2 separate regions of the Homo sapiens genome follow, and region 2 is linked to region 1. A link is a contact called in ENCODE Hi-C data. All regions are on one chromosome and are shown on one strand. The core of a region is the stretch at or near the end of the contact, and the rest is flanking DNA. Distances in the headings are between cores, read along the strand shown. Region 1 overlaps SEMA4D (semaphorin 4D). Region 2 has its middle 24 kb from the start of MIR4290.

Region 1 (4,356 bases), core at 1-2,500:
TCTGTTCAGCAGGGCTACTTGGGGGCTTTTCATGATCAAGTCCCAGACTTGCTCTTTCTCATCCAGGTCATGACCAGCCCTTTTTCGCTGCTGCTTTTTCATTTTCGCAGCAGAGGTGGGGAGGTACAAAACTAATTAGCGTCAACCAGTCTCCAAAGTGTATTCACAACACAAGGTCTCTATGTTGTGTTTAAAGAACCAAATGGTGGGCCGGGCATGGTGGCTCACGCCTGTAATCCCAGCACTTTGGGAGGCTGAGGCGGGCATATCACGAGGTCAGGAGTTCAAGATCAGCCTGGCCAACATGGTGAAACCCCATCTCTACTAAAAATATAAAAATTAGCAGGGTGTGGCGGCGGGCACCTGTAATCCCAGCTACTTGGGAGGCTGAGGCAGGAGGCTTGCTTGAACCCAGGAGGTGGAGGTTGCGGTGAGCCGAGATTGCACCACTGCACTCCAGCCTGGGTGACAGAGCAAGACTCCGTCTCAGACAAAAAAAAAAAAAGAACCAAATCGTGCCAACTAGAGCCAAAGGCTTAACTTCAACCCTTGCAGTCATGGGGGCACTTTCTCCACTTTCCACCTTAGACACGTGCTTTTGGGGTTCTATGTGCTTTTCTTAAATTTCAGAATCAGAACACCAGTCAAAAATGGAGAGTGTGACTCACCTTCCCCCACCCCCAAGAAAACTGCCACAAAACCGCACTGTGAGCCTGTTTCTTCCTCTCTTCTCTCAGATGCACTACGCTCTCAGGGACCAAGGACACTTTGTTCTAATCATGTTGAAGATGTAAAACAAAAATACTTAATTGTAAATTGAATTATTTCACCAAGATGCTACCTGTGAGAAAAAAGGAATGGCTGGAAATCCTGCCTTCCGACCTGGGTTTCGGATGATTATAAACAGCTGGGGTGGGGCTGAGGACCTCAGGGGCAAGGCAGCCACAGTTGGGGGTGGGGGGCAACACATTACAAGTCCAGCAGCAGGGCGCAGCCAGGCTGCCTCTGGCCACCTCCCCAATGCCCAGGATCTGGACAGGAAAAGACAGGAGTTCATCAATAAGGAGAGACCCCTCAGATGTGGGGTGCAACACCCCAGCTAGGAAGGGCAGCAACAGGTCCTCTCCCTGCAAGATCATGGGAACAAAGAAGAGGACAGGGACACTGAGGACAGGGTTCAAAACCCACTGGTCTCCCCAGAGTGAAGCACCCCCAGGGGAAACTGACAGCAACTCAGGCAGTCACAGAGGTCAACCATCAGAGAGGTGAGTGCTAGACAAAAACCACATCCTCATTCTTTGGGTCCATTAGGAAATGGGCAGGGTTGCAGGGGTCCCCCGCCTCCTGGAGAGGGCTGGATAAGCCTGAGTTACCACGGGGTGTGGGGGGAGGGTGCGGAGAGCACCCCCAGGGCGAGGGTCCTGCTCTCTGCTCAGCCCACAGTGACATCTCTAATGCAAGCATATGCTGGCTCTAAATTATATTAGCTTGCTTGCTTTATTTGGATGCATCTCTGTTTTTGACACCATGTCCTCTCTATAGCTATAAACATCTCGCATGCTTTACAAAGCACTGAGCACACAATAATTAACCAATACTCACTGACCAACCTGTCAGGGGCAAAGAGGACCAGCCCAGGAAGGGGGCACATTTCCACATATCACCCAAGAGCCTCTCACGCTGGCTCAGACCCACAGACAAGACTGGGAAGATCCGCCCACAGAATGTTCCTCCTTGCCCTCCATGACCAGATTCTCACTTTAAAAAGAGCCCTTAGTCCGGTGCATCCCGCGGAGAACAGACAAGAGGGGCCTAAGTCCCCAGGAAACCAGCACCATCCATCCGGTGAGATTGCTGGCCACTCAGCCCAGGGGTGATGGCTGCTAACGGGTCACTTAAAAAAAATGACCATGCATTAAAAACATTATTAAATCATCACTCACAAGAGAACCAAGGAGGTGTCACAATCCCTTCAGAGGGGAAGTCAAAGAATCACAAAAAGACATGGAGTTGGCTGGGGGAATGGGGATGGATTGGGCCATGATGGATTGATAATTAGGGGGCTTCCTTTTGGGGTGCTGGAAATGTCTTGGAGCTAGAGGTTGCACAACATTGCAAATGTACTAACTGCCATGGAACTATTCACTTTAATATGATTAACTTTATGTTATGTGAATTTCACCTCAAGAAAAAAATAATACAGAGTAAAAGAATATTGACATGAATTTCCAACGGACACAATACCAGCCTTTTCCATGGGGAGTCAATTGTCTCTCCAGGAGGCTGAACCCATTTGCACGTCTAGGGACAAGGATTATTTGCATTGCCTTCGGATATCTATGACTTACAGAGCTGTACAAAGACAGGTGAGCCCTGGGTGGCCCCAGTGCTCCATTCAAAGGCTGCCTATGCCCAAGTCCAAGGTGGAATGAGGAGAAGATGGAGTCCACAGGTTTAGGAGGAAACCAGCTTTAGCCGATGGGAAGGTGATGCTGCAGAATAAGGTGTGTCTAGAGATGGTGTCAGGAGTGACTCCTGCATTTCTTGGAGGCAGGGGGGAAGGTGGGCTCACTGGAGCACTGGGGCTTGAGGAGATGGTCCACCATGTGACACAGTGAGAAGCCGAGGTGTCCAAGGCACCATGAAGGGGCAGGACCACACAGGGTGCACGCCAGGCAGTTTGCAGCCCTGGCCTGGCTAGGGGCTTCCGTAGCACAGTGCCGCAGCTCCTGGGGCACACACCAAGGGATCAGGCACACGAAATGCTCAATGACACACACAAACATAATTTCCCCTGACTTGTACAAAAAATAGGGTGATCACTCCGCTCTGAGTTCCCACGTAGTGATGCAGACTCATTTTCAGAAACGCCTTTTCTTTCTGCCAATCTGGAATTCTTTCTGGGCTCCTCGAACACCTCTAAGAATCCACAACCTTAGACAGAGGGCTGCCTGGGGCCTTTCCCTTCCGGCTTTCCCCAGGCATCCACACCTACAACACCTGGGACACGCTAACACTCACAGGCCAGGTGAACACATGCTTGACTGCTCTCCATATGTACCGAGGGCTGCCCATGACCTCTGTGAGTGACCTTTCTGTCTAGACCATACGCAGTGCATCATCGAGGGAGCACACAGCCCCCGTGTGCACAAGGTCATGCTCCAGAAGCATCACTCACCTGCATGTGCACACTCTCAAGGCACAGCCAACTCCACTTTTCCACTGCAATTAGTACACAGTAATTATTACCCAAACCCAGCACATGGAAACATGGTCTGCAGCCTACATGGACTGTGTTTCCAGTGAGTTGTCCTTGTGTGCAGCAGGGAGGCGGCTACCAGGTCACAAGCATTCACCTCGGAGTGCACATGACGATGACCAATACGAGCCTGATGTCATTATCGGAGCCTCCTTCAAGGATGCTGCTCCCTCCCCACAGTGGTCTTGTTACTCTATAACTAGAAGTTTCTGAGCCACCAGCTCCAGAATGCAAGGCCCAAAAAGGGCCCTGTTACTCTTTTACAAGCAACCAGAGCAGAAACGAAAATGTCACCAACCTCCCAGAAAGAAACTGAATTATTCATCTGCAGCATTCACAGCCCCATGTGTGAAGTTAACGGGGGTTGTCCCCCTTGTTGTTCAGGCTGAAAAGTTTCCATGACTAGATGTGGGCACTCCTGTCCCAGCTCGTGTATCATGCCTGCCTCCTTCCTGGTGGCCACACAAGGACATGGGTACACGGCCCTTGCACTTGTATGAGCACGTGCCCACCCTTTCTCCTCACGTCCTCACATCCCCAGCTTCCCGGCTCCTTACACCGTAGAACCTGGATGACCTTGTGAAAACACACACATCTGATGCTCCCTCCGAGGTCCCTATACCACAGCATCCTTTGAGTTCACAGCCATCCGGTTCCTACAATTCAGCCCCAAAGGAGACTAGGGCCATCAGTTACATAAGGACATACATGGTGGAGGAGTTGATTTCATTCTCCTCCTTTGAGTTACCTGAACTTCTTACAGGAAATGTGTTATTTGTTTAATCCGGGGGAGTGGGGGAGGGGGAACCACACCTGGGAGCGCATGATTTTTTTTTTTTTTTTTTGAGACAGAATCTCACTCTGTTGCCCAGGCTGGAGTGCAGTGGTACAATCTCAGCTTACTGCAACCTCTGCCTCTCAGGTTCAAGAGATTCTCCTGCCTCAGCCTCCCAAGTAGCTGGGATTGTAGGTGCGCACCATCACGCCCAGCTAATTTTTGTATTTTTAGTAGAGACAGGATTTCACCACGTTGGTCAGGCTGGTCTTGAACTTCTGACCTTGTGATCCACCTGCCTCAGCCTCCCAAAGTGCTGGGA
Region 2 (7,631 bases), core at 2,867-5,366, 540 kb after region 1:
GGGGGGTGTTGGGCCCAAGGGGGCCAGCTGGTGAGGACAGCCCCGCCTGCCCTGGTGGTCTCGCCTCTCCTCAGTGGGCTCATCACATTCACAGAGGTTCTTCGTGCCTCCCTCACTTTGTTGCCACAACAAGAAAGATTTCACTCCGTCTCTATTTTAAAGAGAGCTGGAGACATCAAGTGGCTGGCTGTGGTCACCCAGCCCCAACCCTGGGTCTCATTGGTGTAGGACCCCGTGTTTATCTTCCTGTCATTTCATCTTCCCCCTACTCCCGCCAACACCTTCTATTTAATCTTTCCCCCAGCTCTTCCTCCTTCTTGCACAACTGAGGTGCCTGTGAGGGGCTGGATGTGGGAGGTGGGTGACACCTCAAACAGTAATTTCCAGAAGCATTTTAGATGCAACCTCGGAGTCTTCAAAGGAGCACTGGGCAATTTTGCTTGGAGAGGGGGTGGAGGCGGGTAAAGGATCTCTGTATTTTCATCCCCTGGAACTGGCTGGAACTGGCTGGAACTGGCTGCCTGTTGGATGTCCCTGGAGGTGTGGCATCCTTTGCATGTCAACATCAGGATTTGGCTCTTGTCTCTGCCCCGGGCCTGACTCCCTGCTGCCAATGCCTGTGGTCTGGATGCACTTGCTGCGAATTGCCCAGGTGGCAGTGGTGGAGCAGAGTCTGCTGGGAGACACAGCAGGAAACATACAGCATCATGGGGTCCCAGGTGTGACGGCTGGGCATGGTGTATTTGTGAGAAGAGGCTCCAGACCTGGGGTCTGGGCTCTGGAGATGTGGGTGGGGCACAGGTGGCAGGAAAAGGATGGGTGAGCCCAGGTCCACCTGGCCTATGGAGGTCTTAACTTCCTAGACCTATCCAAACCTCTCTGTAGTGATAAATGCCATGGAAATGTTCTGGGGACTGCCGGGGAGTGGGATGGGAGGGTGGAGGGGGCTGTCTTCCACAGCCAAGAAGGAGACATAGTAGAGACCCTTGGATTCAGGCTTAAAGAATAACTAGGGGCATTGGCCTTCTTAGAGAGGACACAGGACTTTGTCTGACTTTGCACTTGTCTGGTGTCATTGCAAGTGGCAATTCTCAATTCTCAGTTCTCCAGTTATCCGGCGCCACCTGGGTGTCCAACAAGTTCATGCCATGAACACTGGAGGTGAAGGGCTCTGTCCTATGACTCTGCCCCACAGCAGACACCAGCCACAAGGCCCAAGGGTCATCCGGCTGTGAAATCAGGGGCTCCTATGACCTTCTCCCAGGCTTAATCCCTTGCTAGAATGAGTCACAGAATGCAGGGCAGCACTCTACTTACAATTATGGTTTTGTTATGAAAGATAAACTCAGGAGTGGCCAAATGCAAGAGAAGCATAGGAGAAGGTATTGGGGAAACAAGTGTGGAGTTTCCCTGTCCTCTCAGTGCACAGCTCCCCACTTCATGTGGATGCTTCTACCACCCTGGAAGCTCCCCAAACCCCTTTGTTTGGGGATTTTGTGGAGGTTCCATGATGTAGGTGTGATTGATACATCATTAGCCATTAGTGACTGACTCAGTCTCCAGCTGCTCCCCCCCTCTCTGGGTTGGGGATGAAGTGGCATCATGGTTGGTCTTTTTGGCCACTAGCCGCCATCCTGAAACTGTCTAGAGTTCAGCCACCCACCATCTCATTAGCACACAGAAAACAGCAAACTCCCAGGGTTCCAGGAGCTGTGTGCCAGTCTGGGATGAAAAGAGATCAGGAGGTAGATGGATGAACAGGGGCATTTTCCTGATCTATCCCCAGCACCAGGCAGAGCCCCCTTGTTGTCCTCAAAAAACAGGCTGTGAAGGCAGAGGCAAGGCTCCTCGTGGGGTTCCAGGTGTGGAGGTGCTGCAGACCACCTGCAATTCCAAGGGGGCAGATGCTGCCAGGGACATAGATCGCCCAAGAAAACCTTGGGCTACTGTTGCCTGACTGAAGGACCCTGGGTGTGAGCAGGGCTCTGCTCAGAGGGCCTTGAGCCCTCTCAGGCCATCCCTGACCACATTGCAGCCTCCACTAGCCCCGCATCAGGTTCTGGCCCTGCCCAGAGCCACCTCCCTGTGGTGGGGATGAGACATCCCAACTTCTCTCAGACCTGGGAGGCCACCCAAGGTCTCAGGTTGGGAAGGCCGCCTTAAAAGATGCTTGGCTTCCAGTTCTTAATCTTAGAGGATTTGGGGGAGGAACCAACAGTGTATTGTGTGTAGTGTGGTGTGTGTGTGTTGTGTGGTGCATGCATATAAGTGTGGCATGTAAGTATATGTGTGCTTGGTATATGCATATGGATGGATGTATATTGTGTTTATGTATGGGACACCTGGTTTGTAATATTTGTCATTGTCTGTGGTATAAATCCTCCCATGACAGCCAATGGAAAGCTAATGCCATGTCACCAAAAACAGAGTTGGAAAGGGTGTGCAGAGCCACTACCTTAAGTACGATGACGTACATATATCACCAGACAGATAAACAGACACGCAGCCTAGAGAACACTGATAATAACACAATGTGGGGGTTATTATCTTGAATTTTAATATAATTTATTTTATTGCAAATCTATTCATTTTAATTTTTAATAATGGCTGTGTGTAACAACTGGTCCCGAAATTCACAGACATTTGGCAATCGACCCCATCAAGGGGGTACGGGTTGGCCTAGACCACCCTGGATTCCTTCTCCGGCTGCGTTCTGTGGCCAATGTACTGAGCCCTGCCGGCCTCCTTCCTCAAGAAGCTGGAAATCTGGTAGGAGCTGGAGATGGTTTCACTGGGGTCCCCAGGCTCACCACCCATGGGGCTGCAGAGGGAGTGGTGGAGATACACATGGAGGCCTCCTGGCTCTGGGAGTAGCTTCACACTCATACTCGGGGAATTGTTCTAATGGCTCAGGCTTGAGGCACCACATGCAGTTTTTTTTTTTAAAGTATGGTATTAATTTATACTTGTCTGTTGTTTATCCAATAAATGGCGTTCCAAATAGCAGGGCACTAGCCTGAACGGGAGAGGAGTGTGGATTCTGTTCTAAGCATGTTACAGCATCTGCTTTCATACTCATGCATATGCACACATGCATATATGTATATCCATGTCTACCTCAGGCGTGGGCACTTGCTGACTTATCAGGCATAGCCAAAGATAAAAGGCAACACTATGCTCCATGGAGGATGAATCTCACTTGGGTAATAAAATGACAAAGAAAACTAGAGAACTAATGGCCATAAGACTCAGCCCAGCTGTGCCCCAGGAGGGAGGAGAGATTTGGGAGTGGGGTTCTGTAGGGGGGTGGGAAGGCTCTAGAGTGGGTGCTGGGGGTTACAAGCATTTTTGCCTTATAGGACTTCATTAAACTTCATGTTTGCTTTATGCAGCTTCCTGTACTTGTGGGACATTTACTGTTAAATATATACTTTCATATATATGTGCAGATATACCTCAATATATATGTATATATATGTCTGTATGTGTGTGTTGTATGTACACACACATACACAGAGACATTACAGACATGTACTCACTCTCTTTCACCTGAGTTGGCAGAAAGTTTTGTTGCTGGGCCCTGCTGAGATAACCGGTTTGCCCAGTGGCTTGCTGGCCTTGCCAGGCTGTGCTGAGCTGTTCTGCGATGGCTGGCAGGCGCTGCCTGGGCTAGAACTGGTAGTAGAGCTCCAGGTTTTAAATGGACCTAGGGGGATCAGCCCAGGGTTCCATGCAGGTTTAGCAGGTAGGGTGTAGCAGGCCACAGCTCTGAGAAGGCTCTGACCTGGCAAATGCTCACGGACTTGAGGCCTGCCCTGCCTGACAGCGGCTCTGATTTCCTGACCTGTGCACAGGAGCTGGCTGAGGGGCAGCCCCTGCAGGCTTAGAGTTTTCTGGTGAAAAGTGTTGTGGCAAAAGGAGCTTGAGCTGGTCCCCCAGTACCTCTGGGCCATGTGGGGCCTTCCCCCTCCCGAGGAGAGGGGCATGACTGAGATGTGCCCTCTGCCCCAGGGAGGCACACACCAGGGCAGGGCTAGGAGACACTCAGCCTCAGTAGCCACTTTCCAGTCAAGGGCCTGGGGTCACAGAAACCTCAGGGCTCCTTCCTGTAAGTCGGGGTGGTTCTCAGCAGCAAGCTTTCACTTTCCATGCCTGGCTGGGACAGCTGGGTATTGAGACTGAAGAGACAGCCCACCTCTCCTTCTGCCCAGAAAGTGAAAATGCCTGAGAAGGCGCTGGGAGTGACTGGGGACAGCCAGATGAAGGTCCAGTTCTGGTGTCGGGTCCCTGAGGAGGGAGCTCTGTGGACTGGCTCCGTAGCACATGCTCCTGGGGCTTGCCTGGCACCGGTGCAGGGATCAAGGTCGGAGTCCACTGGCTGCTGGGAAGGCTGGCATTGGAGTTACACTAAGGCGCTGAGCAGCGTTAGGCACTCAAAATCTATTTTAAGCCTTGTGTAAACATGCATGAGGCGAAGTCTCCCTCTCCCTGCTGCTCCTGCAGAAAGAGCTGTCCTTTGCATTGCCAACTTCTCAGGGTTCTTGTGGAGGTTAAGCAAGTGCTGTTTTGATTTTTTTCTGGAGGTGAAGTGAATTATAGCCTTGTTGTTTTAATAAGTCACAATATTTACAAGTTCATTTCTTTGAACTGTGTGTGGGGGGTTATTTTGTCTGCAATTTTGAAGGTAAATAATTTTCTGCTGTTTCACTGTCGTTTCAGCCAGATATTTTTGTTTGGTTTGGTTTTCAAAAGGAGGAGAAGGGAACTAGCTTTTATGGAAGGTCTTTGCTCTGTCCTTACCAACGCGGGAGTTGTGCTTCCATTACCTTCTTTAATCATTTTCATAAGGATTTTTGTACAAATGATGAGGAATGACGGGTGGTTTTAAATTTGTTTTTCAGAAAGAAGTAATGCATGACTCTGATTTGCGGCTGCAGGATAAATCCGAACTATTTCAGGGAGATGTCATGGAGAGCTCATCTCTCAGCATCAAAGTTGCCTCTCCTGACTTTTGAATTTTAAGTGTTCTGTGTGGAAGAAAAATGGAGACAACAAATTTCTATGCATGGATTCAAAGAATCCTCGTAATATACAGACTACATTCTCCCCAGCTTTTTATCTCTATATATTCTTTTTGTTGAGTTTCAACCACATAGGGTTGAAATTCACCTTCCCACATTACATTTTTCATCAATAGTTGAAGACCTATGTATGTAAATATCAGGAACTATCAGAACTCCCTGCAACAGGAAACCTGACCCCCAACTCCCCCGAAATGCATCATGATAAACAGTCACTTGCCAAAATAACAAATCAGCTTCCTGGAACATGCTTGCTCAAAACCAGGAGAGGAGCTTAGAGACGTCAGCTTGACTTCTGCCTCGTACGCAGGAAGGGTGACCTTCAAAGATCAAACATCGTCCCAAATCTCCCTTCATCTTGTAGTACTCCTGCTTGTCGTAGCTCCTGTTACCATCAGGTACTGGGCCAACCATCCGTCATGTCAGAAGAGAGTTGGGGACAATCCCTGGATTATTTCACCTTTGCCCTGCTGGTATAGACAATGTGTGTTATGGCTGGGTGACTTGCTGACTTTTACTCTGAGCAACAGCTTTGTCAGAGTAAACTAAAACAGAGACTTCAGAGCATAATAAAATATGACATTTTTTCTGTATAGAACTAAAGACACGGGGGAGAGAGAACAACTTAATTAAAAAGACAGTGCCCTTTCAGTGTCTTTTTTTTTTTTTTTTTTTTTTTTTTTTTGAGATGGAGTCTTGCTCCGTCGCCAGGCTGGAGTGCAGTGGCGTGATCTGGGCTCACTGCAACCTCCACCTCCCGAGTTCAAGTGATTCTCCTGCCTCAGCCTCCCAAGTAGCTGGGACTACAGGCACGTGCCACCACACCCAGCTAATTTTTTTTGTATTTTTAGTAGAGACAGGGTTTTACCGTGTTGGCCAGGATGGTCTCGATCTCTTGACTTTGTGATCTGCCCTTCTCTGCCTCCCAAAGTGCTGGGATTACAGGCGTGAGAGTTTGTATTAATAAAATAAGAGGAACAATACCAAGGAGAGTGCTTTGTAAGGATGTCAAGGCTGCCTGTTCCCTGCTCTACACAGCATGTCTCTGACAAAGCAGAGGCCACAGAAAGGGGCACCTGGTGGAGGGCCCAGGCAGCAGAGCACAGGCCCTGCAATTCTGGATGCTGGGGTGTCATTTCATGTTTTGAATTAGCTGTGAGCCTGGGGGCTGCCGCCGGGATCATTTCCAGCAGGGCGGTACCATTTAGTTCCTTCTGACAAAAGGGCCACTGCCCAAGATTTTCCGCGTCTGCATTCAAGTGGCAGATGAGACACGGATAATAATACACACTCCAAATCTTTTCAGGAATTCACAGTCTCTGTTTGCAATGTTATCCTGAATTTGATCACGACATGCACAGAACTGGTTTGAAAATTATTTTCCAGAAGCAATTCTTTAATAAAACTTTTTCATCTGAAAAGCAATCTAGCCAAAATGTCAACAGAGGTAGATAGGATAAAAAATAATTACTCTGGATCCCAAGCCAAGATGAACATACAAGTATTACCAAAGATTTGGGTGTGATATCGACCCCTTGCCCCTCTCCAGCCCCCTTGATCCTGGGATCCCTGCCTGTCTCTGTGCTTGCAGGCTTCTCCCCGGCAGGGACAGAGAATGTGAAGTGCCTAAATGCTTAGTGATTTCATTCCAGGGCACTTTCCTATCATCCTGGTTACTGATGCCAGAGGAAAGCAGGAAGGGTTGGGGGTTGGGTTTGCAGCATCTGATGGAGATTGTGGTTTGCAGATTGTGAATTGCTGTTTTGTTCTACAAAAATAATGAACATGGTAACCATAGAAACCTAGTAGAAAGGTGTCCAAGAGGCTAATCGACCCAGTCAAATGAGTGTTTCTCTATGATGACTTGTAGTGATCCTGTTAAATTGTGCAGGGTTTCTTTCTGGGGGGCAGCAGGAGCTGTGACAAAATGCATTTATTATGCCATCCTCACGTGTCAGACTGACAACGACTGCTGTGTTGTTGCTACGAGATGGCTGCATAACAGCACCCACAGCTGCAGGACCATTGCAACTGCTTACTTGCAACAGGTGCTGTGTTTTAGGCCCCAGACCCCAGAACTTGGATTGACAGAGGGGCCAGCTGCTTAATTTTTGGCTGGCTGTTTTTCATCTGTGGAGTGGTGCCCCTCTGAAGAGACCAGAGCATGTGAAACTCTATCCTCATGCAAAGAACACTGTCCTAATTTTTCTTTTGCTGGAGGCCGCAAGTGCCAGAGAGAAGGATAAGAAAGGCTTTGGGCCACTTGCCCCAGCTTGAAGGCCACGATGCCAAACCAACCCGGGCAGTGCCTGGAGTGTCAGGAATTTACAAGCAAAGAGTCCAAGTGCTGAGCACGTTTGACTAGTAAGGGTGTCTTTACCCCAGCTGGCAGAGTTTGGGTAAAAAAAAAAAAAAGAAACACAAAATGGCAAACAGCTCTTTGCTTTTTGGGCTTAACTTTGCATAGCAGAGTGCATTAGCTTAAAATGTCAACAGTGACCATTGCCAGATAGATGTACTTCCCAAGAAAAATACTGGGGGCAGTTTCTA

What was found. A loop is a pair of places that touch in the nucleus more often than their neighbours do. Pooled maps may share reads with other maps.
Region 2: a loop to region 1 is called in a map with no recorded cell type, with 10 times the contacts of the local background. The contact joins two enhancer-like sites. A Hi-C loop is called at or near these places in 2 of 37 single-sample maps with no recorded cell type and 7 of 50 pooled maps.

Annotation. Positions count from the first base shown.
Region 1 is chr9:89,463,446-89,467,801 of GRCh38, forward strand. All of the region lies in intron 1 of SEMA4D (semaphorin 4D), which reads right to left. Among named protein-coding and RNA genes, the nearest start is that of SEMA4D, 32 kb to the right of the region's middle. RefSeq lists a silencer at 372-441 and enhancers at 952-1,011, 2,200-2,896, 2,897-3,592, 3,962-4,356. Within about 2 kb of position 1,251, at least 8 of the 41 ENCODE cell types and tissues checked have a DNase peak (open chromatin) inside an H3K27ac peak, as active enhancers do.
Region 2 is chr9:89,995,740-90,003,370 of GRCh38, forward strand. No RefSeq gene overlaps it. Among named protein-coding and RNA genes, the nearest start is that of MIR4290, 24 kb to the right of the region's middle. RefSeq lists enhancers at 3,736-3,905, 3,946-4,015, 4,026-4,075, 4,126-4,215. Within about 2 kb of position 4,117, at least 31 of the 41 ENCODE cell types and tissues checked have a DNase peak (open chromatin) inside an H3K27ac peak, as active enhancers do.